Linked DNA regions of Homo sapiens: all the other regions are linked to region 3. A link is a contact called in ENCODE Hi-C data. All regions are on one chromosome and are shown on one strand. Each heading gives the region's core, a stretch centred on a gene start or an enhancer-like site at or near the end of the contact. The rest is flanking DNA. Distances are from core to core; before and after follow the strand shown.

The links. A loop is a pair of places that touch in the nucleus more often than their neighbours do. Pooled maps may share reads with other maps.
Region 1: a map of natural killer cell shows a loop between it and region 3 (11-fold over the local background). The contact joins the enhancer-like site here to the promoter of FZD7 in region 3. A Hi-C loop is called at or near these places in 2 of 168 maps with a recorded cell type or tissue (naive thymus-derived CD4-positive, alpha-beta T cell and natural killer cell) and 7 of 50 pooled maps.
Region 2: a map of B cell shows a loop between it and region 3 (11-fold over the local background). The contact joins the promoter of BZW1 here to the promoter of FZD7 in region 3. A Hi-C loop is called at or near these places in 3 of 168 maps with a recorded cell type or tissue (B cell, CD4-positive, alpha-beta T cell and naive thymus-derived CD4-positive, alpha-beta T cell), 1 of 37 single-sample maps with no recorded cell type and 13 of 50 pooled maps.
Region 4: a pooled map shows a loop between it and region 3 (14-fold over the local background). The contact joins the promoter of KCTD18 here to the promoter of FZD7 in region 3. A Hi-C loop is called at or near these places in 4 of 168 maps with a recorded cell type or tissue (CD4-positive, alpha-beta T cell, CD8-positive, alpha-beta T cell and naive thymus-derived CD4-positive, alpha-beta T cell) and 9 of 50 pooled maps.

The regions. Positions count from the first base shown.
Region 1 is chr2:200,707,899-200,715,090 of GRCh38, forward strand. It overlaps LINC01792 (long intergenic non-protein coding RNA 1792), which reads right to left. Exons shown (of 3, transcript NR_037886.1): 3 at 4,407-6,232. It also overlaps the pseudogene AOX3P-AOX2P and the pseudogene AOX3P. Among named protein-coding and RNA genes, the nearest start is that of LINC01792, 24 kb to the right of the region's middle. RefSeq lists an enhancer at 5,217-5,496. Within about 2 kb of position 5,298, at least 35 of the 41 ENCODE cell types and tissues checked have a DNase peak (open chromatin) inside an H3K27ac peak, as active enhancers do; they include natural killer cell, where a contact is called at or near this core.
Region 2 is chr2:200,810,236-200,816,434 of GRCh38, forward strand. BZW1 (basic leucine zipper and W2 domains 1) reads left to right here and starts at 1,675. Exons shown (of 12, transcript NM_001207067.2): 1 at 1,675-1,755; 2 at 2,973-3,046; 3 at 5,106-5,282; 4 at 5,432-5,526; 5 at 6,090-6,155. The coding sequence starts at 2,983. BZW1-AS1 (BZW1 antisense RNA 1) reads right to left here and starts at 1,935. Exons shown (of 4, transcript NR_110275.1): 1 at 1,550-1,935. RefSeq lists enhancers at 889-1,148, 1,997-2,512, 2,513-3,028 and silencers at 1,199-1,348, 1,879-2,248.
Region 3 is chr2:202,031,376-202,038,227 of GRCh38, forward strand. FZD7 (frizzled class receptor 7) reads left to right here and starts at 2,480. Exons shown (of 1, transcript NM_003507.2): 1 at 2,480-6,852. The coding sequence starts at 3,273. The coding sequence ends at 4,997. RefSeq lists silencers at 2,062-2,611, 2,722-2,801 and enhancers at 3,364-4,204, 3,402-3,521.
Region 4 is chr2:200,507,471-200,514,076 of GRCh38, forward strand. KCTD18 (potassium channel tetramerization domain containing 18) reads right to left here and starts at 2,598. Exons shown (of 7, transcript NM_152387.4): 1 at 2,158-2,598. RefSeq lists a silencer at 2,371-2,830.

The sequences.
Region 1 (7,192 bases), core at 4,048-6,547, 1.3 Mb before region 3:
TCATAGTGCCAAGGGCCCATTGAATAATACAGACCTTGTCAGGTACATTGATTTGAAAGGAAAGTTCTAGTAGGACCAGGCTGAGGAAGTGACTCTACATGGTGAAACAAAAGACAGAACAGAACACTTCTTGGTTTACAAACTACATGAGAAAAAATTAGTCTCTTTTTCACTAGACTTTTGACCAAAGAGTGTGATGGCCAATTTGACCCACTGCCTTACACGTCAAACTGGTTTCTGAATGTCTTTGACCTCTTACCAAAAATCAAACTCACCTTCAAAGGATAAAGATTTATCACCCCTGAGACTACAGACTCTGAAAGAATATCCCCCAGAGTTCCCACAATGTCATGACAGCACTATTGAGACAAATGTATAATCTCTCCCAAGCTGGCCATTTCAAAGAGAGTAACATTTATTTGTGTGGCTATGTTTTAGGATTTGGGTTTAAAATAATCACTGGACTTTAAGGTTGTTTCATTTATTGATGTTACTGCTGGCATTTGTATTTCATCAGCCAATGTCACTATTCTCATGAGTAATATATCCGCTTTTATCACCATCACTCTCCAGACATTTCAACTCTTCAAAATCACTCACAATCTCTCTCCCCACAACACACCCCTCTGTCTGTCACTGTCACCACATTTACCCACTGATTCCCACCATTCTTCCCTGTAAGTTGCACACTGTAATCTTGACAGAATGTTCCCCATAAACTGGAGGAGTTCTGCTCCATTAGCACAGGTAGGAGACTGTTTTCCCAAGACAGGGCTCCCAGATACATCTGGATACAACCAGAATCTGGGATAGTCACGATATTATGTGTGGCTATTTTTCAATTTAATTTTAATTTTAGCATGTATTTTCAGAATAAGAAATCCTAAATTTAATAATAGTAGTTTCAATAGTATATAATATCTTTAAATGAAATTTTTTTTCCTTCCTAGTGGAAGAAATACAGCAAATTCCTCTAAATGGTCATTTTCTTGCAGGAGCAACCAATGCAAGCCTTAAACCAGAACAAGTCCTAGTTTGTTTTTTATTCCTCTCTCTAGAAAGATATGAGATTATAAAGTTTAAAATGTTCACTTTCATCTGTTTGCTTTTGTTGCTTTATTTTTATCTTGGATTGAATACAGCATAATAAAAAGTAGAATTTGTAGCAAATATTGTATATATGCCTAGGTGCAAACAATAACAGATTAGATGTCAATCTGTGTCATTAGAGAATTTCAGGACATTGCATCGTTCTCTTATCCTTCTTCTTCAAAAGCTCTAAAAACCTAGGATCCCTGGAATGACAAGTCATATACTTGAAAGAAATAAATAACCTTATTGTACAGATGAGGAGATTGGGGCCCAAATATGTTTAATTATTTCAACAAAGTTGCACAGTGAATGGGTGGCAGAACCATGACCAAAACCCACCATCAGCCTCAGAGAAGTTAAGTGGAATAAAGAATTATTTATAAAATCTTTTTTTTTTTTTTTTTGAGATGGAGTCTCGCTCTATCGCCCAAGCTGGAGTGCAGTGACGCGATCTGGGTTCACTGCAACCTCTGCCTCCCGTGTTCAAGCGATTCTCCTGCCTCAGCCTCTCGAGCAGCTGGGACTACAGGCATGTGCCACCATGCCTGGCTGATTTTTTGTATTTTTAGTAGAGAGGGGGTTTCACCACTTTAGCCAGGATGGTCTTGATCTCCTGACCTCGTGATCCGCCCGCCTCGGCCTCCCAAAGTGCTGGGATTACAGGCATGAGCCACTGTGCCCGGTCTATAAAATATTTTATTTTGGCTTTACTGCCCAAGATTAATGTTTTCTTCAAACTAATAAGAACTTCAGAGAAATGTACAGGGAACCAAATGAGTTGTGATCATACTAAGATTCTGGTCCAATATGAGCAGTTCGTGTATTCATTGATGGGCAAAATGTGGCTTTGACTTGCTCTTTGTTTAATGGCAATATCTGCTTGCCAACCGAAAACTTGAACAAATGTGGATGTTACTATTGAATCTCTTCTTCAGCTCCAGGTCAGTTCAACCAATAAATGAAAAGCGATGGCTATTGCCAGAAGAGAAGAGCAGCACACTCATTTTGTTGACACCTTCCCCCACTATCATTCACTAATTCGATATTGATTGACACTCTACCGAGTAGCACATGAGCACCAAGGACAGATAAATAGTGACGATTGCCACTATTAACCAGAACTATTGCTAGGTGTCCCCCTGCCCCAGCTATAATTTAGAGGCATGGTGGAATAAATTAGAAGAATAAAATTAACAAAGATTTACTACTGATAACTTGCTCTTGACCAACAGAACCCAATATGCAGAGTCTGTGCTGGTTAATTTTAGGAATGCTAGGACTTCAGAAACATTTGCCAAATGAGAAGGCAGATGATATTGTGAGAATGGTGCCTATGACACGTTCATGAGTTTCCAGGAGGGTGTCTGCAGCCAGGAGTGGGGGCGGGTGGGAAGTTGAAGAAAACGAAGCAGCAGGTCCTGTCCCCTATCACCCATTGAGCATTCTTGCCACCCCCTAGGTTTAACCTAAATCAATTTATGAAAAAAGAATCAGATAAACCCAAATTGAGCAGCAAGCTGCAAAACAACTAGTCTGACTCTCCAAAATGTCAGTGTCATGAACAACAAAAAAGGCTGGAGAGCTTTCCTAGAGTAAAGGAGTCAAGAGAGCTAAGAAGATGACATCTTCACCGCTCCCATGGGGGAGATCGTAAATGCAGTATTTGTGTAATTGGAAAAATTCAAATATGAACTGTATGTTAAACAACACTATTGTTTCAATACTCATTAATAAGTCTCATTATCCTGACAATGATGGTAAGGTTACGTAGGAGAAAGCCCTTGTATTTTAGGAGTTACATGAGGCAATATTTAAGGATGAAGTGTTATGATGTCAATAATTAACTCTTACGTGATTCAGCTAAAACCATCTGATGGGGGTAGCCGGGGTTAGCTACAGCAAGAGTGAGTGTATGTGGCATAATGTTAACTGCTGGTGATCAGTGAATCCAGGTGAAGGGTATATAGGTATTATTACTTATTGTACCATCCTTGAGACTTTTCTGTAGGTTTGAAATTTATTAAAACAAAAAGTCAGCTGGGCGCGGTGGCTCACACCTGTAATCCCAGCATTTTGGGAGGCCGAGGCAGGCGGATCACCTTAGGTAAGGAGTTCGAGACCAGCCTGGCCAACATGATGAAACCTCATCTCTACTAAAAATACAAAAAATTAGCTGAGCGTGGTGGCACATGCCTGTAGTCCCAGCGACTGGGGAGTCTGAGGCAGGAGAATTTGCTTGAACCAGGGAGGTGGAGGTTGCAGTGAGCCAAGATCACGCCACTGCACTCCAGCCTCCAGCGTGGGCAACAGAACGAGACTCCGTCTCGAAGAAGAAAAAAGAAAGTCGTTCTTGTTGTATTCCAGTGAGAGTCTGCTTCAGCTTTCCGACAGGCCTCACATCAGCAAAATGCCCTGGCGGTTATGAATGCTGGAATGACAGTCCTTTTCAAAGACGGCACAAACACCACTGTGGACTTCAGTGTCTATATGGAGGAGGTGGCCCTACTACAGTTGGTGCAAATAAATTCTGTCAGCAGCTTATCAGAAGGTGATTTATTAACTTACACCTCAAACCAAATAAAGGAGCACCGTGTGTTGACCCTACCACAGTTTTGCTTTCATGCTATTTTTCTGAAGTCCCTTATAGGATGAAAACCATGGAGCTCCTCTAATTCATACAAACTTCCCCACGGCAATGAAAATAAAAGTCTGAAGACTATGCAGCAATATAGATTTTAAAAATGGTTTTATACCAATCAACTATATCTTCATAATTGATCATTTATATTAAAATAATGACAGCATCTTTACTTCAGAACCCCGGTGGATATCCTGACATCTCCAAGAAACTCTTAGGTGTCCTAACAGACTTTCTTTTGACCCTACCTCAGGGGATGTACTCATACGAGGTCACTACGTTTTCTGAAAGAACAGAACAGCCAAGTGGAGCTGTGACTGTCTTTTGCCATGGCTTTCCTTTTTAATTTCCAACTGCTGTCATAGTGTCAGCTTTTAGGAAAGGATCAGCTGTGGAAATGCTGTATTCAAGCAATAATCAGAAAATACAATGGAATAACAGTTCCCGTTTATAGTAACAACCAAAAAATAACTCTAGGGATAAAATCAACAAAAATATGTGCAGGGCCAACATGAAAAGAACTTTTAAAATCTATTGGTGAACTTTAAAAAAAGACAAATTTTAAAAGGGAAAGACATAAGCCTTAGCTACAAGGACACAAAATATAACAGTATCAATTTTCTCTTATAAATTAAATATAACACATTCCCAATCAAAACATCAACAGTGTCTTTTAAAAACTTGATTTTAAAGTTTATCTAGAAAGATAAAAAATGTATAATAAGAATAGTCAAGAGGGGAAACTAGCCCTATATAATATTGAAATGTATTCTATTACATTAATACATGTCTAGTAGTTACACATTATAGGTACTGATACAGGAGGAGAAAAACAGACCAACAGAACAATGTAAAGTCCTGAAATAGGCCAGAAAGTCAGGTCTCATTAGAAGCAAAAATGCACTTCAAGTAAGCCATAAAATGGAGCATTTAAGGAAGAATATTGGTACAACTTGCAAGCCATTTTAAAAACAAAGAAACATAAAGCTGTACTTCTATTTCCCACTTTACAATAAAAATAAATTCCAGATTGATTAAAGTTTTAAATACTAAAAACTATACTAAATATATGCATGCATTTAAAAAAATCCATAGCCTAAGGAACATGAAAGCCGGAAGTTATAAAGAAAAGACTGATAAATTTGACTATATAACAGAGAAAAGCATTAGTATAAAAAGAAACGCATTTACAGCAAAAACTTTTCTAAATCAATAAAAAAAGATTAAAAAAACAAAAAAAGAAAAGTATACCCACTGGCAGGAAACTGGAAAAATAAACTATTTTGAGCCTCACTTAGAATTTTTAAAATGAAAATTAAAACAGCAATGAGATACCATTTTCCTCTATTAGATTGGCAACAATTTAAAATGTTGATAGTACCCACGACTGATTAAATTTGACACATTTTTTCCTCCGAGCATACTTTTCATGTAATAAAGTTACTGAAACCAAATACTGTATTCTTAAAAATGGTTAGGGTTACTAAGAAGCCAGCAACAGAGGGCAGCAGAGACCTCCTCTGGGGCGTCCGCGTAGTTCATGTTCCAGTTTTACAAAAGCAGCTTTTTCTCTGCTGTGGTCTCTGAGGTGTCAGAGTGCAGCAAAAGGGAAATGCGTCATCAGTTCTTGTCATCTCATTGGTGACAATGAGTAATCAGGTGGCGGTGGCGAGGTGGTGTCTCTGGGCCCTCTCTCCAGGCCAGAACGGGCACGTCCCACACGCGAGCAAGGCTTCTTGCTGTGCCGCCCGTCAGAGCCAAGTCTGTGATGGCGCCTCTGTTCCAGGTTGTTACAGAGCTGGGCAGCTCCTCAGGAAGTTGGCATTAAAGAGAGCTGGTGTTCAAAATCTGGATTTTCTTTTTTTTTTTTTTTTAACCGAGAGTCCTTTCCCCTCAATAAACTTGACAAAGGAGATCAAGGAAACTAGGAAACTACCAGAAATTCTCATTTGCATTTCCAAGCAAACGCCCAGCAATCTTAGTCATATTAGCTGCATGGCTTTGGGGTTAGAAAGGAGGTGAGGTTGGGAGGGGAAGATAAAGGATAAAATCAGAGTGAATAACACAGAAGAGGTCTAGCCAGCTGCCTTTCCTGCTTACAAGGGGCCACTGGGGCCAGAGCAGGCCTCCTCCCCCGGCTGTTGCGTCCAGGCTGTTTCCCACACTGTAGACCCCCTTCCTCCTTTGGTCCTCTCTGCCCTTCCCTGGGTCTCCCATTTCAGACCTTGCTGTGCTTCCCAGTCCCCCACATGGAACTCAGACTCCAATTTCCATCAGTCAAGGGCTTGCCTCTTCAGGCACATGTCCTCAGCTCCCACTAAGAGGTCCTCAGCTTTAGGCCAGCTCGGCAGACTGGGGAAATGGACGCCTCTGCACTGACCCAGCAATGCTTATCCAGATCAGTGTTCAGGGAGCACCTTTCTCTCTATGTCCTGTGGATGCAGGGTCTGCCTGGTCAACGGCAAAGGTGTCTTTATGCATCTTCGGGAGGTTGGCCTGTTACTGGGTATAGAGTTAGGGAAAGTACAGCCTGAGAAATTAATATAGAATGCATGTGTATATACATACAGACATTTTTGTGCTTTCTTTTTATAAAAGTAAAACATGTCCTTTAATGGACATTCGACAAATACAGAAGAATATAAAAAGAAAATCAAAATCTCCTGTAAACCTACCAGCTATATATGGCCATTGCCAAAGTATTTTTTAAATACTGTATTAAAAACTTGATTCTCATACAAATCTTAAGTAAGCAAATGTCAAAGATTTATTTAACTCGACAATGAGGGAACCAGCAAAATGATAAAACTGGATGAAAGTGAATTTGAGAGACTGAGCATATAGGCATGCCAGCACAATGACGAAGGTTGCTAGTTTAGGTAAAAAACCGGTTAATATCTTACAGGTAATAAAACTGTAACCTTTGAGGTTGCCTTCCTACAGGACAGAAATAATTTGATTCTTTACTAGAAAAGAAAATCTACATGTTCTTATGTAGCTTCACAGAGTCTAGCCCCCAATCAATAGTAAACAAGTTCAACAAAGGAACATTCCCTTAGAGAATGAGATAACCATGGAATGGACTTGCTAGACTGTGTTCCAAAATGCATTGAAAGGCCATTCAGTGAATCTTGTCTATTTTTCCAAGTTTTGGATAATATTTCTTAACATGCTATTATAATTTTAATAGACTTCCTTGTAATTTTAAGGATTATTAGGGTGTATATAAATATGTGAATACATAAAACACATTTTTTATTTTATTATTATTATACTTTAAGTTTTAGGGTACATGTGCACAATGTGCAGGTTTGTTACATATGTATACATCTGCCATGTTGGTGTGCTGCACCCATTAACTCGTCATTTAGCATTAGGTATAGCTCCTAATGCTATCCCTCCCCCCTCCTCCCACCCCACAAAAGTCCCTGGTGTGTGATGTTCCCCTTCCTGTGTCCAAGT
Region 2 (6,199 bases), core at 425-2,924, 1.2 Mb before region 3:
GGGAAGAGCAATTGACAGCACTGACAGTGTTAAATTAGCCATGAAGTGAAGATGCCAGATAGTGTGGACTGGGGCCTTGGGAGAAAGGAAGGGGCTAGACACTTAGAGATCAGACTCCAGCCACTTCCCTCTGCTCCCCACAGCCCTCCCAATCACACTAGCTTCTTGCAGTTCCTCCAACAGATGCAGTTTGTTTCCTGCCTCCTTCCCACTGCTGTTGCCTCAACTTGGAAGGGCATAGAGCCTGGATTTAACAAATATTTGCTTAATGATTCAGTAGATGATCTTGGAACTCTTTTAAGTGGAGTAAATGTTAAATCCTTGAGAATGTATGAGACTGCCATAGAAGAAAGTATCCAGAAAGAAAAGGTATCAGTACAGAAAAGAAGAGTCAGAAAATACCGTGCAAAGGCACATTCAGAACGTAACCAGGATAGCTGGAGCCAGGATTCAAGGAGAGAGGTAGGTAACATTCAATGCTCAGAGGAGGCAAACAGGGTGAAGAATAAAACACTGGGTTTGGCAATAATTTCAGGAACGAACGCTGAGAAAGTCATTTTTCCATGAAGTTGCGGGGGGGTGGGGTAGAGGTCAGATAGTTAATTAGGGAAAAGAAGTCAACAAACTATTTTATCAAAAGGTTTAGGGAAGAGAAGCCACTCTCCTCCTACCAGAGAGTGAGGAAGCAACTGGAGAGAAGTAAACTACTGTACAGTGAATAAAAACATGGGGCTACATCCTAGAGGCGCTGTGCATCTTTATCTGCACAGAGTTTTGTCACGTCCACAGTGCTTTTCACACGCACTATCTAATCTGATCGTACCCCAGCTCCCTGATGATATAGCCTCTAACTGAGGGGTTCTCAAGGTGCGGACCAGCAGCAGCATCACAGATAACTTGTTGGAAATGCACATTCATGGGTTCCACACCAGGCCTACAGAATGAGAAACTACGGGTGGGGCCCAGCAGTCTGTTATAACAAGTCCTCCAAGGGATTCTGATGCTCTCCAAGTCCCCATAGCCACCACACTCGGGAGACAACCGCTGCAGCGCGCAGGGACCGCGGTTGGAGGACAGAATTTCCCCTTCTCAATCTTCGGCCTGTGTCCTCTTCGCTCTTAAGGGAGGTAGTGAACAATGAGACAGCCCCTCAGAGAAAAGTCGCCAGGCAGGGGACTCAGCTGGAGCGAACTCCGCCCATCCCGGCCAGGGCGGAGGCGAGGTGCGGATTCCTTCCCCAAACCACGCCCCCATGCCCGCCCCCAGCCTCCGCCCCCGCACGACCCGAGGGCCCCCCGCCCTCGGGCTTCGACTTCCGGTGCTGGAGGAGGGGGCCGGCGGCGAGGGACTCCAGGAGGACGCGTCCAACTTCGAGACCGGCGGGGGCCGGCTCCGCTCTTCCAACCCCTCCATGTGTGAAGAGGGCGGACGACGCAGCGGGGGAAGAAAAATAAGCTAGTCTAGGACAAGTGTCCAGGCGACGTGGAACCCAGTAAGGGAATAAAGAAGACTGGAAACGTCTCTCCCCTCCCCTATCCCAGTCCCTCACCCTAATCCGCGCGCAATAGAAAAGGCGGAAGCGCCTGTCCACGATCAGGGCGGGGCAAGGGGAAGAAATCTCGCGATAGGAGAGCGGTCCGGGCGGGGGTGGCACCTCTCCCTCCTCCTGGCGTTAGTTCCGGTCGCAGAGGAGACACCGCCGCAGTTGCCGGTACATCGGGGATTTCTGGCTCTTTCCTCTTCGCCTTAAATTCGGTGAGACGCGGCGCCCCGCTCACCCCGGGCGGACGCTGCGGGTCGTGGACGCCGGGCAGAGGGAGAGGGAGGCGGCGGGCTGGATGCGGCCCGGCTTGGATGGGCCCGAACGGAGGTCGCCTCTTGAGGCCGGGCCGGATCTAGGGCCTGAAAGGCCGCCGCTTCGGCAGGGAGGCCGAGGGGTAGCGGCGGCCCGGGTGGGGAGGTGGGGTCCGGGTGTGCGCCGCGGCGCTGGCTGCGAAGGCAGTGGCCGAGGCGGGCTCCCTCTGGGCCGTGCCCGGCCTGGCTAACAAAGCCGCCGCGGCCTCTGTTGTGTGATGTACGCGTGGGGGCTTCCGGCGGGCGGGGCGGAGGGGCTGCCACCCACCACCGCTGCGGCCGCCGCCTCCGCCGCTGCTTTCGCTGGAGGGCGGGCGGATGTACGGGGCGCCTGGGGCCCCGGCGCAAAGCGCCTCAGTGACTGTGGTCCGCTCGTTGCGGCGGCCGCCACCGCAGGCGACAGGGTCAGTGGAGAAAGAGCCGCGGGACCCTACGGCGCCCCGCTGTGGCCGATGGGGTCCTGGGCGGGAAGCGGGTGATCTGTGGCTCGGGCGGGAGGCATGGGAAGGGTGTGGATTGGGAGACACGTTACCGGGGAGGAGGCTAGGACTGTGGGATATGGGCGAAGGAGGCTGGGCTGGCTGTTAGTTTTGCAGGCCTGAGTGGTGCAAGGCGGCCGCTGTTGCGGTCACAGGCATGACCTAGGGTAGGATGGTGCTGCCCGTAACCAGGCTTGTCAGAAGAAGGGGTTCACCTTTTGACAGTGTTTTAGAATTGGCATACACATTTTGGATGCCTGCTGACTATGGTGATAATCTCTCTTTGCGTTCTGCGATGCTTAGTGGTCGTGGAAGATGTAAGTGAATGTAAAGAGGAATGTGGAGAAAACTGAACAATTAGGTTTATGACGGGTGATCACTGTAGCACTACAATGTCGCTTAAAAGTAGTTCACAGCACTAATTTGAAGGGTTTCTTGTAGAGAGAAATGCACATTTTGACGTACATTTGATTCAAGTGCAGGTAATTCTTTGTGCCTGTATCGGGTATAATTGCCAGCTTTATATCCTGAGAGTGGGTGTTCCATTTGATTCATATGTGACTAGACTAAGGTTTGATGTTTTGCTTTAAAAATTAGTATTATGGCACTGATATTAAGGCTTTATTTCTCCTTTCCTAGGGTGTCTTTTATGAATAATCAAAAGCAGCAAAAGCCAACGCTATCAGGCCAGCGTTTTAAAACTAGAAAAAGAGGTAAATATTTACGTTTTAATGTCTCTCTTCAAACCTCCAGAACATCTTGTGTATCTTGCCTTCTCTGACAGGTACTTGCATATTACTAAAGCCTCAAAAGAAGATACCAGAAAGAAACTTGAATTTCTCGTTGACTGCCATTTCACATACACCTTTAATATTTCTACTGCTTTACTGCTCAAGCCTTAATTTTTAGTATCAATATATCTCTAAGCCGGTTAGTGAATCTTCTTTTCGGTGTGAAGGTAAAATATTTTTAAAAATAAAAATAAGGGCTCTGTTTTCACTAGCAGGCAGTCTCATTTAAGCAAACTTAAATGAGCAAAAATGTTAATTTATAAAAGGAGAACTCCTAATGTAGTCACCCAGATTTTGTGAAGATTTGTGAGAGAAAACTCAGACTTCACCCATGGAAGTTAATTGTGGAACAGGATTCACATTGTAATGTCTTTTGAAATACAGACTTAGTAGAAAAAGTATTAGAATTATATTACTATTTTTTTTTTGCATTAGTGTGTACTTAGGTGAGTATTGAATTCTGTAGCAAAGTGCTGTGCTAGTGATATAAAGCTAAATAAGACGTAGTCTCAGATATATTTTTACTGTTTTTGGTCAAAAGCATATTAACCTTGTTTTACAGGTGGTTTTGAGGAAATGAAGAACTAGGTCAGCTACTGGTTATAAGTTGTGTTTTTCTTTTTCTTCCTTAAGTAGCAGACATTTTGAGATATATATTGTAGAATTTTAAAATCACTAATCATAGGCTGTCTGTCCCCTTGTAGTAGTGGTGGGGAGACCAAAGTGTGATTTGATTCTAATCTTTGCAGATTCATTTAGATTTAGCTGGTAAATTTTCTTAAGGAGCTGGAGTTGTAAACTAGAACAGTTTGGCAGTAAAATGGGAAAGTGTATCTCTTGAATATGTGGGTTACTGATGTTACCTTGATACAAATAATAGCAAGTAGCTTTAGCATTCTTATTATTAGCATCAGGGAGAGATGTAACTTCCCCGGTTCCAGATAGAGATGATTCGTGGCCTGGCTGTTGATGGTTAGGGTACTGGGTAGGGTATACAACACTCCCTGTCTGGGACTGAGGGAGTTTCCAGACACAAGACTTTCAGTGCTAAAACCAGGAAAGTGCTGGGCACTCAGAGGTGTTTGTCACCCTAGTACTGTGTGAACAGATGTCATCTAGCCTAGATTGGGAAAGCAAAACCCTATTATGAAGTGTGTGAAAGCAACTCAGTAAAGGTCAGGTATGTGCACAAGGCTGTGGTCTGGGAGCTTTCTATTTTATTAATGTCATTTGGTATTTACAACAACTTTATGGGATAGGTACTATTCTTATCCCCATTTTACAGTAGGGGAATTCTGGCATGGCGAGTGAGACTATTTGCTTGAATTCAGGTGGTTAAATGGTGGTCAGGATTTGAATCAGGCAGTTTAACTCCAGAGCCCATGTACTGAACTACTACACAATATAGTCTCTTGATTACCTAATTTCTCTGACTCTCAGTTTTCCTTCTGAATAATAGGGGGAAAAATCTGCCTCACAAGGTTGTTAACAGGATTAAAGCAAATGCTTAATATAGTTTCTGTCATTGGGTGCTCATTAAATGTACTTTCTAAAGCTCACCTTCATAAATGCCAAAGGATTGGTTCAATTTTTTTGTTTGTTTAATATTATGGACATTTAAGGAAAAGGATCAAGAGCTCCAGTGTCTGGACAAAACCCAAAGGAATAAAATGTACCTGTTAGAGGATGGCCTAAATTTTGGAAAAGCCAAGAGGCAGTAGGAGGGCGTTCCCAGTAGAAATTGGCTTATGGCAGTAGGAACACAAGACACTAGCACATTTAGATCACTTGTGAAATTATTTGAAAAGTTGCACAATTCTTGTGAGTGGGCCATCTTGTCTTACACTTGCAGAGGGGAAACATGCAAAGGATGTGAATTTAATCTAACTTATTTAACAATTGCATCTTCATAAGGTGATAGTTTTGTGGCATTTTGGTAAATCTTTTAAAACTAAATGTTTTGGGTCCCTTGTCCCCCCAGATGAAAAAGAGAGGTTTGACCCTACTCAGTTTCAAGACTGTATTATTCAAGGCTTAACTGAAACCGGTACTGATTTGGAAGCAGTAGCTAAGTTTCTTGATGCTTCTGGAGCAAAACTTGATTACCGTCGATATGCAGAAACACTCTTTGACATTCTGGTGGCTGGTGGAATGCTGGGTAAGTGTCTGTGGTTTGTGGGCTTAATAATTTAGAAAGGTATAATATATGGAGATTATGGAGAGTCTAGAATATGAACTATTTGGCAAACTTGTTAAAATGGAGTGATTTTTTTGGTTTTGTTGTATTTTGGTTTTATCCAACTTTAGCCCCAGGTGGTACACTGGCAGATGACATGATGCGTACAGATGTCTGCGTGTTTGCAGCCCAAGAAGATCTAGAGACCATGCAAGCATTTGCTCAGGTAAATGAAACTTTACATAATTGTTTTCAGTTGGCTACTATCCATGTGGTATATTTGAGGAATATTCTACTTTTAAGAGTTGTGGTTAGAAAGTTGAAGGAATTTGATTTTAAATTTTAGGGATACTGTTCTTGGTGCAACGGGATGAATTAGAAACTTAAGGTGTGTTAAGGCGAACAAAATAGGGAAAAATGAAATTAACTCTTCTGTTCCTATTTGTCCTGAAATTACTCAATTTTTAAGAAAAATGTCAAGCTGGAAAAGTCAGTTTCGTATTGTGATTTCTCTAGTTTATCTGCATACATTTATTTTTAAAGTTAAATGAGTTGTGAGCTGATTAGCTTGTTAATCAAGATCTCATTGGAAAGTTTCATACGTAGTTATGTTTGTGTTACTGTAAGCAAAGAATTAAAGTACATCTAACCTGGACATTCTTATGTGTCACTAGGAATTCTTCTCAAGCTGGTTTAAGCAGCTCATAAACTTACATCGAGTGAAAGGTTTACTACTTTGCTATTCTAGAAATATATGAAGTTACTGAATTCATTTAATGTTCTTCATAGGTTTTTAACAAGTTAATCAGGCGCTACAAATACCTGGAGAAAGGTTTTGAAGATGAAGTAAAAAAGGTATGAGTAATAATGTACTTTGTGGAAAAGAAAAAAATAGGGTT
Region 3 (6,852 bases), core at 1,230-3,729:
TTGGCTTTGCTTCTCTGCTTTTTGGACTTGTCTGCCTGGGACAGAGCAAGAGGACTCACATCTGTAACACTTTCCATCTGGGATGGGTTTTCTGCATCTTAGGCATAGACTGCTTTTCATTCGTCCCTTGTATTTAAGGGTTTTTTTTTTCTAAATTATTATCCCTATTGCCTAACATCGGAGCTGTCTGGGGTTATAATATGGAGAGTAGAAGCTCATCAGCTAAATTGGTTTTAGTTGCAGTTGAGACAGTATTTTATCCTGTCAGTTTTCATTTTATTTGATGACAGTGCTTGGTATTTCTTCCTCAATAAGCAAAGATGACTTAGATCAGTGGCCTGATGAATAAGCATGAAATTTTGATTTAGAAAAGGAGGATATCCTGAAGCTCATGGAGAGAAAAAAGGAATCTAACCCCCCACCACACATACTTTAAATGACAAAGCAAAGCAGCAGCATTGTCTTTAAGCAACATATTTCAACCGAAGATCAACACTCCCCGATGTTAGGTAATAGAAATAATAATTTAGAAAGAAAAGGGGGGCCCTTTTAAAAACACAAAGAAGGAATGAAACATTTTTAAAGCAGGTATCGTATTACCTTCAGCACATGTCCCAAAGAAAAGGAAAAAAAGGGTGGGGGGGTCCGGGAGGGAGGGCGAAACTGATGCTTGGGAGGAAGAAGGCGACTCCCGCTGAGGGCCGGATGGAGGATGTGATCAGTCTAACACTCTGCCTTGGCCCAAAGGCTTCCTTCCGCCCTTTCGACCTATTAACAGGAGTGGGGAAGGACAAAGAACCGTGAATCGGAAAGAACGATTCCCAGCAATCTTCAGTGATCGAAAATAAATAAAGAAAAACAGAGAAAGCCAAAGTCTCCCATGGAAGGGAACCCAATTAATTGTCTTCGATTTCAGAATGAGTTTTTTTCCTGCTGTAGAAGAAGCGCACGGGAGGCAGCAGAGACAGCAACTTCTGCCAAGGTTCAACCTGATCAGAAATCGCTCAGAGCTCCAGCACCCGGGACTGAGGCAGAAGGGCTCCGCCAGGAATAACGTTTTTTAAAGCACAGGATTGCTGTGTGTGTGTGTGTGTGTGTGTGTGTGTGAGAGAGAGAGAGAGAGAGACAGAGGAAAGAGGAGGAGGAGGAGAGATTGATTGATTGATTTTTTTCTTTTCCTTCTCAACATGTCACTTTCCTGCATGGGAATTCCTGATATTCCTGGCAGCCCGGAGAGAGGGGAGAGGCCCCCTGGTGACTTATGACCCCCGCAGGAGTAACCAGAGAGCGCGCGCGAGCGCCCAGCGCCTGGCTCAAGACGAAGATTTAACCGAGAACAAAAGAACGTTTGCCAATCAGAAAACGCTACCCGAGAACGAGGATAACCCCGCTTTGTGTTTTGAAAACTCTTTAATTAGCCTGGTTTCTAAGACGCATTAAAACATTCCTACGCAGATTCTAAATGGAGGATCAAATGGTTGCTTCTGCAACGAAGATGGGATCCCGAAAGGGCACACGCCGCAGAACCAAGGCACACGGGGCCACTGAGACGCCCGGCGCGTCGTACAGAGTGTTCCTGGGCGCTCGGTCTCAGGTTACTTCTAGAACCAGTCTCCCCAACGCCGTCTTCGTTTCCTTAAAACCTCGCTAGAGTCACCCCAGTTCCCCAGACTCCAGGCCGTGCGCGCGGGCGGGGTGGCCTGAGCCCGGGTTCCCCGCTCTCCCTGCTTCGGGCCCTTCCTCCGAGGGGTCCTTCCTCCCGCCGTCACTCGGCCCCCTCCGCCCGACTCGGGTTTCTCCTCGGAGGCGGCCCCTCCTCCTTTTTATAACTCGGGGGAGGGGAGAGGGGACTGTGGCCTCGCGTGGACTCTTTGGGTCCGGGGGGAAAGAGGCGATCCGCAAGGCGCACCCCCTTCTCGTCCCGTCCCAAACCCCACATTGAGGACCCGGCGACCCGAAAGCCCCGCCAGAGCCAGCCTTTGCAGTCCTAACGCGACTCCTGGTCACGTCTCTCCCCGAAGGGGCGCTGCGCGGTCCTCGCTCCCCTCAAACGCCGCTGGCGAAGGCGCCCCTGCTCAGGAATGCGCATCTGAGTGCACCAGGAAGAGGAACAAATCTTTGAAGCAAATTCCCTTTCTGCGCGTTTTCGTCCCTGAGCGAATTCAGGGTAAAAGTTTTTCCGAACTTTTCCCTCCCAGTCCCCCGCCCCTCCCCTCAGGAATCCGCCCAGAGCGCCGCGGACACCGCCTCCGCCACTCCCGCGCCCGCCCCTTCCGACTTCCGCCCAATCCGAAGGCGGCCACCGAAAAAACAAAGGCCGCCATTGGGCCGCCGGGGCCTGGGGCCGCCCCCGGAGTGGTTTGTGAATGGGGGGGGAGGGGAGGGGAGGGGAGGGGACGGGAGGGGACGGGAGGGGGCGGGCCGGCCCGGAACCCCGCGAGCCCGACGCTTCTTCTGGCGACCAGCGCGACTCCGAGGCGTTAGTCGGCGCTCACTCCCGGCGGGCGGCGGCGGCGGCGGCGGCGGCGGGCGCCAGGACTCGCTGCTGGGGCTGCGAGGGGCTGGAGGGGCCGGGGCCAGGCCGCGGGCACGAGCGCCTCGCGGTTTCGGACGCAGTGTGACTGGGTTTCCAAAAAGAACTCGCCGTGCTCCCGACTCCGGGGCCGAGATCGGACTCAGCAAGAGCCGGCCGTTTGGCTGAAACTTGGGGCCGAGCTTTTGGGGCTGAAGAAGGAGCGGGGTGTGGAGGAGGAGGCGAAGGAGGCGGCGACGAGCGGAGCCTCGAGGCCAGGAGGCGGGGCAGCACCGCGGAGGCGGCGGCCGGGGCGAGCGAGCGGCGGCGGCAGGGGTTCTCCTAGCGGGGACCGGACCAGGCGCGGGGGGCGTGCGCGCTGCGGTGCGCCGGGGGTCCAGAGTCTTGGGCAAACTTTGAAGGGTGCCGGAGCCGCTTGTTGCTCCTCGCGGCGGAGGGAGCCGCACCGTTACGTCCCCGCGGGGAGAGCGAGGCGGCCCTCCTCGGCGCCCCCAACCCAGGCTGACGAGTTTTGGGCCCCCGGCGGCCCTGCGAGTGCAGGGCGGCGGCGTCTGCGGCGCCTTCGCGGCGCGGGCACCCAGGCGGCAGCGCCCTTTGCTCCACGCCGCCCACGGCCCGGCCCCGGCGCCGTGAGGACTCTCATGCGTCGGGCGCGGCGGCGCCTCCCCGCATCCAAGCCTCTCCCAACCGCCTCGTCGCACTCCTCAGGCTGAGAGCACCGCTGCACTCGCGGCCGGCGATGCGGGACCCCGGCGCGGCCGCTCCGCTTTCGTCCCTGGGCCTCTGTGCCCTGGTGCTGGCGCTGCTGGGCGCACTGTCCGCGGGCGCCGGGGCGCAGCCGTACCACGGAGAGAAGGGCATCTCCGTGCCGGACCACGGCTTCTGCCAGCCCATCTCCATCCCGCTGTGCACGGACATCGCCTACAACCAGACCATCCTGCCCAACCTGCTGGGCCACACGAACCAAGAGGACGCGGGCCTCGAGGTGCACCAGTTCTACCCGCTGGTGAAGGTGCAGTGTTCTCCCGAACTCCGCTTTTTCTTATGCTCCATGTATGCGCCCGTGTGCACCGTGCTCGATCAGGCCATCCCGCCGTGTCGTTCTCTGTGCGAGCGCGCCCGCCAGGGCTGCGAGGCGCTCATGAACAAGTTCGGCTTCCAGTGGCCCGAGCGGCTGCGCTGCGAGAACTTCCCGGTGCACGGTGCGGGCGAGATCTGCGTGGGCCAGAACACGTCGGACGGCTCCGGGGGCCCAGGCGGCGGCCCCACTGCCTACCCTACCGCGCCCTACCTGCCGGACCTGCCCTTCACCGCGCTGCCCCCGGGGGCCTCAGATGGCAGGGGGCGTCCCGCCTTCCCCTTCTCATGCCCCCGTCAGCTCAAGGTGCCCCCGTACCTGGGCTACCGCTTCCTGGGTGAGCGCGATTGTGGCGCCCCGTGCGAACCGGGCCGTGCCAACGGCCTGATGTACTTTAAGGAGGAGGAGAGGCGCTTCGCCCGCCTCTGGGTGGGCGTGTGGTCCGTGCTGTGCTGCGCCTCGACGCTCTTTACCGTTCTCACCTACCTGGTGGACATGCGGCGCTTCAGCTACCCAGAGCGGCCCATCATCTTCCTGTCGGGCTGCTACTTCATGGTGGCCGTGGCGCACGTGGCCGGCTTCCTTCTAGAGGACCGCGCCGTGTGCGTGGAGCGCTTCTCGGACGATGGCTACCGCACGGTGGCGCAGGGCACCAAGAAGGAGGGCTGCACCATCCTCTTCATGGTGCTCTACTTCTTCGGCATGGCCAGCTCCATCTGGTGGGTCATTCTGTCTCTCACTTGGTTCCTGGCGGCCGGCATGAAGTGGGGCCACGAGGCCATCGAGGCCAACTCGCAGTACTTCCACCTGGCCGCGTGGGCCGTGCCCGCCGTCAAGACCATCACTATCCTGGCCATGGGCCAGGTAGACGGGGACCTGCTGAGCGGGGTGTGCTACGTTGGCCTCTCCAGTGTGGACGCGCTGCGGGGCTTCGTGCTGGCGCCTCTGTTCGTCTACCTCTTCATAGGCACGTCCTTCTTGCTGGCCGGCTTCGTGTCCCTCTTCCGTATCCGCACCATCATGAAACACGACGGCACCAAGACCGAGAAGCTGGAGAAGCTCATGGTGCGCATCGGCGTCTTCAGCGTGCTCTACACAGTGCCCGCCACCATCGTCCTGGCCTGCTACTTCTACGAGCAGGCCTTCCGCGAGCACTGGGAGCGCACCTGGCTCCTGCAGACGTGCAAGAGCTATGCCGTGCCCTGCCCGCCCGGCCACTTCCCGCCCATGAGCCCCGACTTCACCGTCTTCATGATCAAGTACCTGATGACCATGATCGTCGGCATCACCACTGGCTTCTGGATCTGGTCGGGCAAGACCCTGCAGTCGTGGCGCCGCTTCTACCACAGACTTAGCCACAGCAGCAAGGGGGAGACTGCGGTATGAGCCCCGGCCCCTCCCCACCTTTCCCACCCCAGCCCTCTTGCAAGAGGAGAGGCACGGTAGGGAAAAGAACTGCTGGGTGGGGGCCTGTTTCTGTAACTTTCTCCCCCTCTACTGAGAAGTGACCTGGAAGTGAGAAGTTCTTTGCAGATTTGGGGCGAGGGGTGATTTGGAAAAGAAGACCTGGGTGGAAAGCGGTTTGGATGAAAAGATTTCAGGCAAAGACTTGCAGGAAGATGATGATAACGGCGATGTGAATCGTCAAAGGTACGGGCCAGCTTGTGCCTAATAGAAGGTTGAGACCAGCAGAGACTGCTGTGAGTTTCTCCCGGCTCCGAGGCTGAACGGGGACTGTGAGCGATCCCCCTGCTGCAGGGCGAGTGGCCTGTCCAGACCCCTGTGAGGCCCCGGGAAAGGTACAGCCCTGTCTGCGGTGGCTGCTTTGTTGGAAAGAGGGAGGGCCTCCTGCGGTGTGCTTGTCAAGCAGTGGTCAAACCATAATCTCTTTTCACTGGGGCCAAACTGGAGCCCAGATGGGTTAATTTCCAGGGTCAGACATTACGGTCTCTCCTCCCCTGCCCCCTCCCGCCTGTTTTTCCTCCCGTACTGCTTTCAGGTCTTGTAAAATAAGCATTTGGAAGTCTTGGGAGGCCTGCCTGCTAGAATCCTAATGTGAGGATGCAAAAGAAATGATGATAACATTTTGAGATAAGGCCAAGGAGACGTGGAGTAGGTATTTTTGCTACTTTTTCATTTTCTGGGGAAGGCAGGAGGCAGAAAGACGGGTGTTTTATTTGGTCTAATACCCTGAAAAGAAGTGATGACTTGTTGCTTTTCAAAACAGGAATGCATTTTTCCCCTTGTCTTTGTTGTAAGAGACAAAAGAGGAAACAAAAGTGTCTCCCTGTGGAAAGGCATAACTGTGACGAAAGCAACTTTTATAGGCAAAGCAGCGCAAATCTGAGGTTTCCCGTTGGTTGTTAATTTGGTTGAGATAAACATTCCTTTTTAAGGAAAAGTGAAGAGCAGTGTGCTGTCACACACCGTTAAGCCAGAGGTTCTGACTTCGCTAAAGGAAATGTAAGAGGTTTTGTTGTCTGTTTTAAATAAATTTAATTCGGAACACATGATCCAACAGACTATGTTAAAATATTCAGGGAAATCTCTCCCTTCATTTACTTTTTCTTGCTATAAGCCTATATTTAGGTTTCTTTTCTATTTTTTTCTCCCATTTGGATCCTTTGAGGTAAAAAAACATAATGTCTTCAGCCTCATAATAAAGGAAAGTTAATTAAAAAAAAAAAGCAAAGAGCCATTTTGTCCTGTTTTCTTGGTTCCATCAATCTGTTTATTAAACATCATCCATATGCTGACCCTGTCTCTGTGTGGTTGGGTTGGGAGGCGATCAGCAGATACCATAGTGAACGAAGAGGAAGGTTTGAACCATGGGCCCCATCTTTAAAGAAAGTCATTAAAAGAAGGTAAACTTCAAAGTGATTCTGGAGTTCTTTGAAATGTGCTGGAAGACTTAAATTTATTAATCTTAAATCATGTACTTTTTTTCTGTAATAGAACTCGGATTCTTTTGCATGATGGGGTAAAGCTTAGCAGAGAATCATGGGAGCTAACCTTTATCCCACCTTTGACACTACCCTCCAATCTTGCAACACTATCCTGTTTCTCAGAACAGTTTTTAAATGCCAATCATAGAGGGTACTGTAAAGTGTACAAGTTACTTTATATATGTAATGTTCACTTGAGTGGAACTGCTTTTTACATTAAAGTTAAAATCGATCTTGTGTTTCTTCAACCTTCAAAACTATCTCATCTGTCAGATTTTTAAAACTCCAACACAGGT
Region 4 (6,606 bases), core at 1,348-3,847, 1.5 Mb before region 3:
ATTGAGCTGCTAGGCTCTTCCCCTCACCAGCTCTAGGATCTTGGGCAAATTACTTATCTTCCTCTTCCATAAAATGGAGGCAGTGATGATGCCCAGCTCAAAGGACTATAAGAGGAATAATTAAAAGAATATATAAAACAGCAAAAGAGCAGAATCTAGCTCATGGTAACTATTCAATAAATTATAAATATTATGCATAATGATATAAATTTAACCATAAGGTGTCTACTGAGGGACTTGATATTGACTCTGGAAATGTAAGGAAATAAAGGAGCAGGAATTATTAACAATGATAACTATAATTCTTAAGTTAGGTAACTAAGGAATATATAATTTATCAACTGAGATTATAATTCTTCTTTTAATTTTTTTAAATTTTTAAAAAATGAGACAGGGTCTCGCTGTGTTGCCCAGGCTAGTCTTGAACTCCTGGGCTCAAGCAATCCTCCTGTCTTGGCCTTCCGAAGTGCTGAGTATACAGGCATGAGCCACCACGCCCAGCCTGAGATCAGAATTCTATGTAGACCAGTAGCCAGGCCAGTCTAGAACTACAAATAACACCTCCAAATCATCCAGCTTCTTCACTGTGAAATGGATGAAGCTTTAGGGAAGTTTTGGGGGGTTTTTGTTTGTTTGCTTGTTTGTTTTTTGAGATGGAGTCTCGCTCTGTAGCCCAGGGTGGAGTACAGTGGCGCCATCTCGGCTCACTCCCGGGTTCAAGCAATTCTCCTGCCTCAGCCTCCTGAGTAGCTGGGACCACAGGTATACACCATCATGCCGGGCTAATTCTTGTAATTTTAGTAGAGACGGCGTTTCACCATATTGGGCAGTCTGGTCTCCAACTCCTGACCTCAGGTGATCCACCCACCTCGGCCTCCCAAAGTGCTGAGATTACAGGCGTGAGCCACTGCACCAGGCCCAGGGAAGGTTTAAGGGTTGGATTTTTTTAATCCATTCTGGAGATCACAGAACCACAAGTGACACTGTGGTGTTTTCCCACCTAAAACAATACTGTGATGAAAAAGGTACTCCCAATTATTGAGAATCTGCAGTATCCACACATTTCATAGCAAGTTGAAAATGGCTGCCAAAAGGCTCAACTACATCCATGTCAATTCACTTTTACTCAGTGAACAACTAAGATCGTTTTGTAGATGCCAGCTAGTCTCCAATAAAATGGAAGGAGACCATTAAAATCTGAGGAAGACCATGTGTGTAGAATACGGTCAGCAACAGAAACCATTATGGGCCAAAGGTCCAGCCTTCCAAAACCACTTATGGATGTGACATCTCGCACTGCCTAGAAGTCCTGGGAGCAGCACTCCAAAGATCCATGTGTGAGAGCCACCTCTGAGGCATGGGATGGAACTTGTTCCCTCTGCCTCATTACTGGCTCCCTGGAATCCTATCTATTCTTCAAGGCCTTCAGCAAACCTAATTTCTTGCATGACCGTCCCACGTATCCTTCTGCCCCCCAAGTTAGAATCCTTGCACAATTCTACAAATATACTGTGTGTCTGTCCACTTTTTACCCCACTTGTTTAATCCCTACTTTTTGGTCTGTAGGCCAAGGAAGCCAGGGCCTGTGTCACTCTTAATAACTCCCATTTACTGAATGCTTATTATGTGCCAGCCATTGTAAGAGACACTTGACACACTTTACCTAATTCACACAAAAACTCTATTGGATGGGAATTACTGTCCCTGTTGACAGATGAGGCCATTGGGGTAAAAAAAAAGAGTGATGTGTACAGGGGCCACACAAGGACTGACTGCTAGTAGGTTGTGGAGCCAGCCCCAATCCAGAACGGCAGGACGAACCCCAAGTTCTTCCTGCTTCACCCCACACCGCCTCCTCCAGCACTGTTTCACCCCTATGGATCCTGACCCAGCCCTTTCACTCTCTAAGCATCTGTCCATCTCAAGACTTGGCTACGATAACACAGCAGCACCCCGATCCCGAGGATTTAAGAGCTACTCCTCCTACCCCAACCCCAGGCAGTCTCTCCTAAGGATAGGAACATCATCATTCCAAGGCCACACCAGGGGGGCACTCCGCAGGCCCCATCCTCAAAAGCACCCAGTTAGGCTCCCTGCTATGTGGAAAGTGTCCAGCCCTCGGGGACAATGTCCCCCAGAGTGCATTCCTATGATCACCTGCATCAAAACCATCAGGGACGCTTGGGAAAACGAAGACACTCCGGCCACAGCACACAGTTCCTCAGAAAGTCTGAGGAGGGGTCGGGATCTGCCCGCGAACCCCACTTTGAAAAACATCGCTCAAGGGGCTCACACTCCTCTTCCGAAGCGGGAAGAGCCGGGAGGAGCTGGGGAGCCAGAAAGCCCCGCCACGGTCTTCCGCGGCCTGGAGACCCCAAATCGGCCCGAAGCCCGAGCCTGCAGCCCGGGGCGCGCGCGTTACCAGCGCGGCCCGTGCCCTTCCTCAGGGCGCCCCGCCGCCTTCCGGGCCCGCGGCCCATCCCGCGCCCGGCTCTTCCGCACCGGGGGGGTGGGGCGGGTCGGCAGCTTCCCAGACTGACCTGCGGCCCGCCAGACCCTCGGCGCGGCCGCCGGACGCCGCGGGGCGGACGCGGAAGTGAACGCCTTCTCAGCTGCTCGGCAACTCGGGAGCAGAGCGGCCCCAGCGGCGCCCCCGTGCGGCCCGGCTCTGAGGCAGCGGCTCAGGGAGGGAGGGAGGCCACGTCCCGGGCACGCCACGCCACGCCACGCCCCGCCCCCAGATTCGTCTCGCCCCAGTGGGCCGCCTCGGAGTCGGGTGGGTCTTCCATCCCGGAGGTAAGGGAAACACACGGTAGAGAAGGCCAGGGCTGAACCCCAAGGGACGGTCTTGTGTGTTCAGAGGCTGGTTTTACAGGTGAAGAGAAGAAACAGCCGCAGAAGTTGCGATTGTCCAAGGTCACTTAATAAGTGGCAAGAATTAGGATGTTAAGTGTTCTCACCCCCAGGTCAGTGCCCATCCCTCCAAACAGGGCTGCTCAGTGCCAACGTGTGTTAATATATTGCACTTGGATAAGTCTATCTGGATAGTGTCTGCAGCTTACAAAGCTTTTTCACACACAGCATTCTTGTTTAGTCTGTGTGACAGTGATATAAAGGGTGATATTTATTTCCCATTATAGCAAGGAAAATTGAGGCGAGAGCAAACATTTATTCAACACTTTTGTACACCTGACACTGTGCTAAGTGCTTTGCATGCACTACTTAATTTCCTGTTAACGATAACCCTAAAACAGTTCTTCCAGTTTCTAGCACCATCTTACCTTGTGCAAGGTACTGTGCTAGATATTTCAAGAGAAATATAACAGTCCTGTTTTCAAGGTGCTTCCCCAAAATCAAAAATATTTGGTTCCAAATTTCCCTGACTGGCTCTTAGAAGAGAATAAGCCAAAGAGAGGTAAGTCAACCTATCCCCTTAGATATTAACAGTCTTAGGAGAGAGGGAAGGTTTGTTCAACCTGTAATTATTAAGCACTAGCTATGGAGCAAGCACTGAGAGTAAAGGACTGGAAGAGACAAATAATGGGCGTTCAACCTTACTTTCCAGTACAACATGCAGAAAACTTGTTCTGTAAATATTTTAGGCTTTGTGGGCCATGCACAACTACTCAACTCAGCAGTTGTAGTCTAAAAGAAGGCATAGGCAAAACCTGAACAAATGAGCATTGCTAGTTCCAACTTTATGGACACTGAAATTCCAATTTCACATAATTTTCATGTGTCAAAAAATATTCTTTTAAAAATGCAGCTTTTTCAAACACTTAAATATGTACAAGCCATTCTTAGATCATGGGCCAGACAAAAACAAATGGTGGTCCATGGGCCATAGTTTGCCTGCCCTTGTTCAAGTGGGAGAAACAGACACTAAGCAAAGTGGTGACAGAGAGTGATAACTAGGTGCGAGGAAATGAGTGGACATTTAAGTTGAGGGCTAGGAGTCAGAATGAGTCCACCTTCTGCAGAGATGGAGGAAGGGTATTTTAGGAAGAAGGGAGAGCAAGTCGGAAGCCCCTCAGGCAGGAAAGGACTCAGCAATTTGTAGGAAGAGAAAGGCCACTAGTATGTCTGAGCCTTGGTGGGCATCAGGACAAAGGGGAAGATGAGATGGGATGAGGTTGAAGAGAGAGGCAAGAGCCCAGACTCTAAAGTATTGTGTGGCCATGGTAGAAATTTAATTTGACTGTAAGCATAATGAGAAGCTATTGAAAGGTTTTAAGCAGGGAAGTGACACAATTGATTTACTATTAAAAAAAAATAATCACTGCAGCTACTGAGATGAGAATGGATTGGAAAGGTGTGAGATGGAAGTAGATGACTATTGCAATAATCCAGGGGAGAAATGTCTTAGTTCCTCCTTGAGTAGTGTTGGCAATAAAGAGAAGTGGATGGATGCAAGAGGGGTACTCAGGAGATAGACATGACATAAAATTTGTTGGTGGATCAAATACAATGTGTTAATATGGATCCCCTGAGAAGCAAACAATATTATCAGATTAGACATGTGAGAGATTTATTGAAGGGAACACCTGTGAGGTAATAACAGGGAAGCATCTGAGGGGAATTAGGAAAGACATTAGACAGTTTCAACCCTTGTGGAGAACAGGAAAGGAAAAGTAGGAAAAGTTGTAGATATGATACAGTTCTGAGAAAGTTTCAGCACAGCCAGTGGAAAGCCTTCAAGCCAAAGTCCCCCATATCAGAAGAGTTCTGTGTCTCCCAGGAATGGGCCTGCCTTAAATCCCTCTGCTCAGTCACTGGCTGGGAGCAGTCAGTGGGCAGTGCAGCCTGGTGATAAATTTCAAAGGACAGCAGCTGAGGCATCAGTCAACAATGCTCCCTGCAATTGGAGATCTGAGAAGTGCATTTTCATGGCTGCAATATATGGGATTTAAGGGAAAGGGAAAAATGTAGGAATATCTCTAAATTGTTAATTTGAACAATGGGATAATAGTGAGTTTACCGAGTCAGTGAATTATGGGAGAGGAATAGGTTTGAGGGAAGAAATCAGAAGCTGTGTTTTGGACTACTAAGATTCAGATGCTTTTCAGACATTCAGGTAGAGAGATCAATTAGCAATTGAATAAATCTGGAGCTCAGGGGTAAAATTCTGTGTTGAAGGTGGATATTTGGAAAGCATAAGCATTTAAAGCTATGAGAGTGAATGAAACCATCTGCAGAAAGGGCAGATAAATGAGAAGAGACAACATGAAGCATTGACTTCAGCATTTAGAAGTCAGGCTTACAAGGAAGAGCCAAGAGGAAGGAGGGGAGTCAGGAGCGTATGGAGTTACAGGAACCAAGAGAGCAAAGTGTCATTCATGTCAAATGCCACTGAGAAATCAAGGGTCCATCATATTTGGTATTGTGGGAGTTCTAGGTGACCTTGACAAGAGCAGTTTCAATGTTGTGGTGAGGACGCAAACCAGCCAAAAATGGGCTGGAGAGTGAATGGGAGATGGAAGGCTGGATGTAACCCTTTAGAGAAGACTTTGTTGTAAATAGAAGTAGAGAAGTGAAGCTGTAGTGAAGGTGGGATAAGAGTCAAGAAAAGGAATTTTAGGATGAGAGTCATTCCAGCAGGTTATGCTGATGGAAATGATTCAGTAGATAGGCAGAGATTGGTGAGGCAGGAAGGGGAGGGAGGGGACAACCGAAGAAATGAAATACTTGGCAAAGCAAAAGGGTGTTGGAGCCAAAGCACAAATTAAGCAATTTTCATTTGACAAGAGCAGGGGTAGGAGGTAAAACACAGAAGACAGATTTAAGTTCAACTAAGTTGTAGATTTCACAGAGGAGAGATGAGAAAAGTCTGACCAAATGGCTTCTGCATTCTCTATTTAGTCTAAAGCAAGGTCAAAGGCTGAGAGTAAAGGAGATGAGGAGTGGAAAAGGTGTGAAGAAGGAGCGTAAGGTATGAATTATTTATCTTGGGAACTGAAAAGCAAACTTTCTATAGAAACTTGGTAGGATTGCTAAGAAGGGATGAGTGTCCACTTGAAGATTGTAATCATTATAACATGGATGTCAAGCTAGTCATCCCAGTTATATGACTTTTATCCAGCAACATTCAGCAGCTTCAGTACAGGTGCTGAGAAAGTAGATAACCCTGGGCTCAGCCGGAGTTGGGATTTAGCCAGGTAGTATGACACAAGGATTGGTTACCATGATGGATCATCGATTCTAAGATGGGTAAAGAGGGAAGTATATGAATGTGGTGATGCATAGTGAAAAGGTAGTGAGATTAATGGATTTGAGATCTCAATGGAGTTGAGGAATTTTTCAAATAGGAATACTAGAGTAAGTGAGCTAGAAGAATTGAAGGCAGTGGTCAGAGAGTATACTTGAATTCAAGATGCCAGAAGTCATGCAATGAATGTAGTGCCAAGGCTCTGGGCTGAGACGGGGTGGAAACAAAGTTAGTAGAGGTGAAAATTGTAAAGAAATGGCAAGCTAGGTTGTAAGATGGGTTATCACCGTAAATAAATACAAAGTCAACAAGAATGAGTTGGCATAGAGAGAAAGATGATGAAATGGAAGCCATTGTTACCAATAACTGATCATCAAAAGAGTTGTAGAAAACTGCATTGA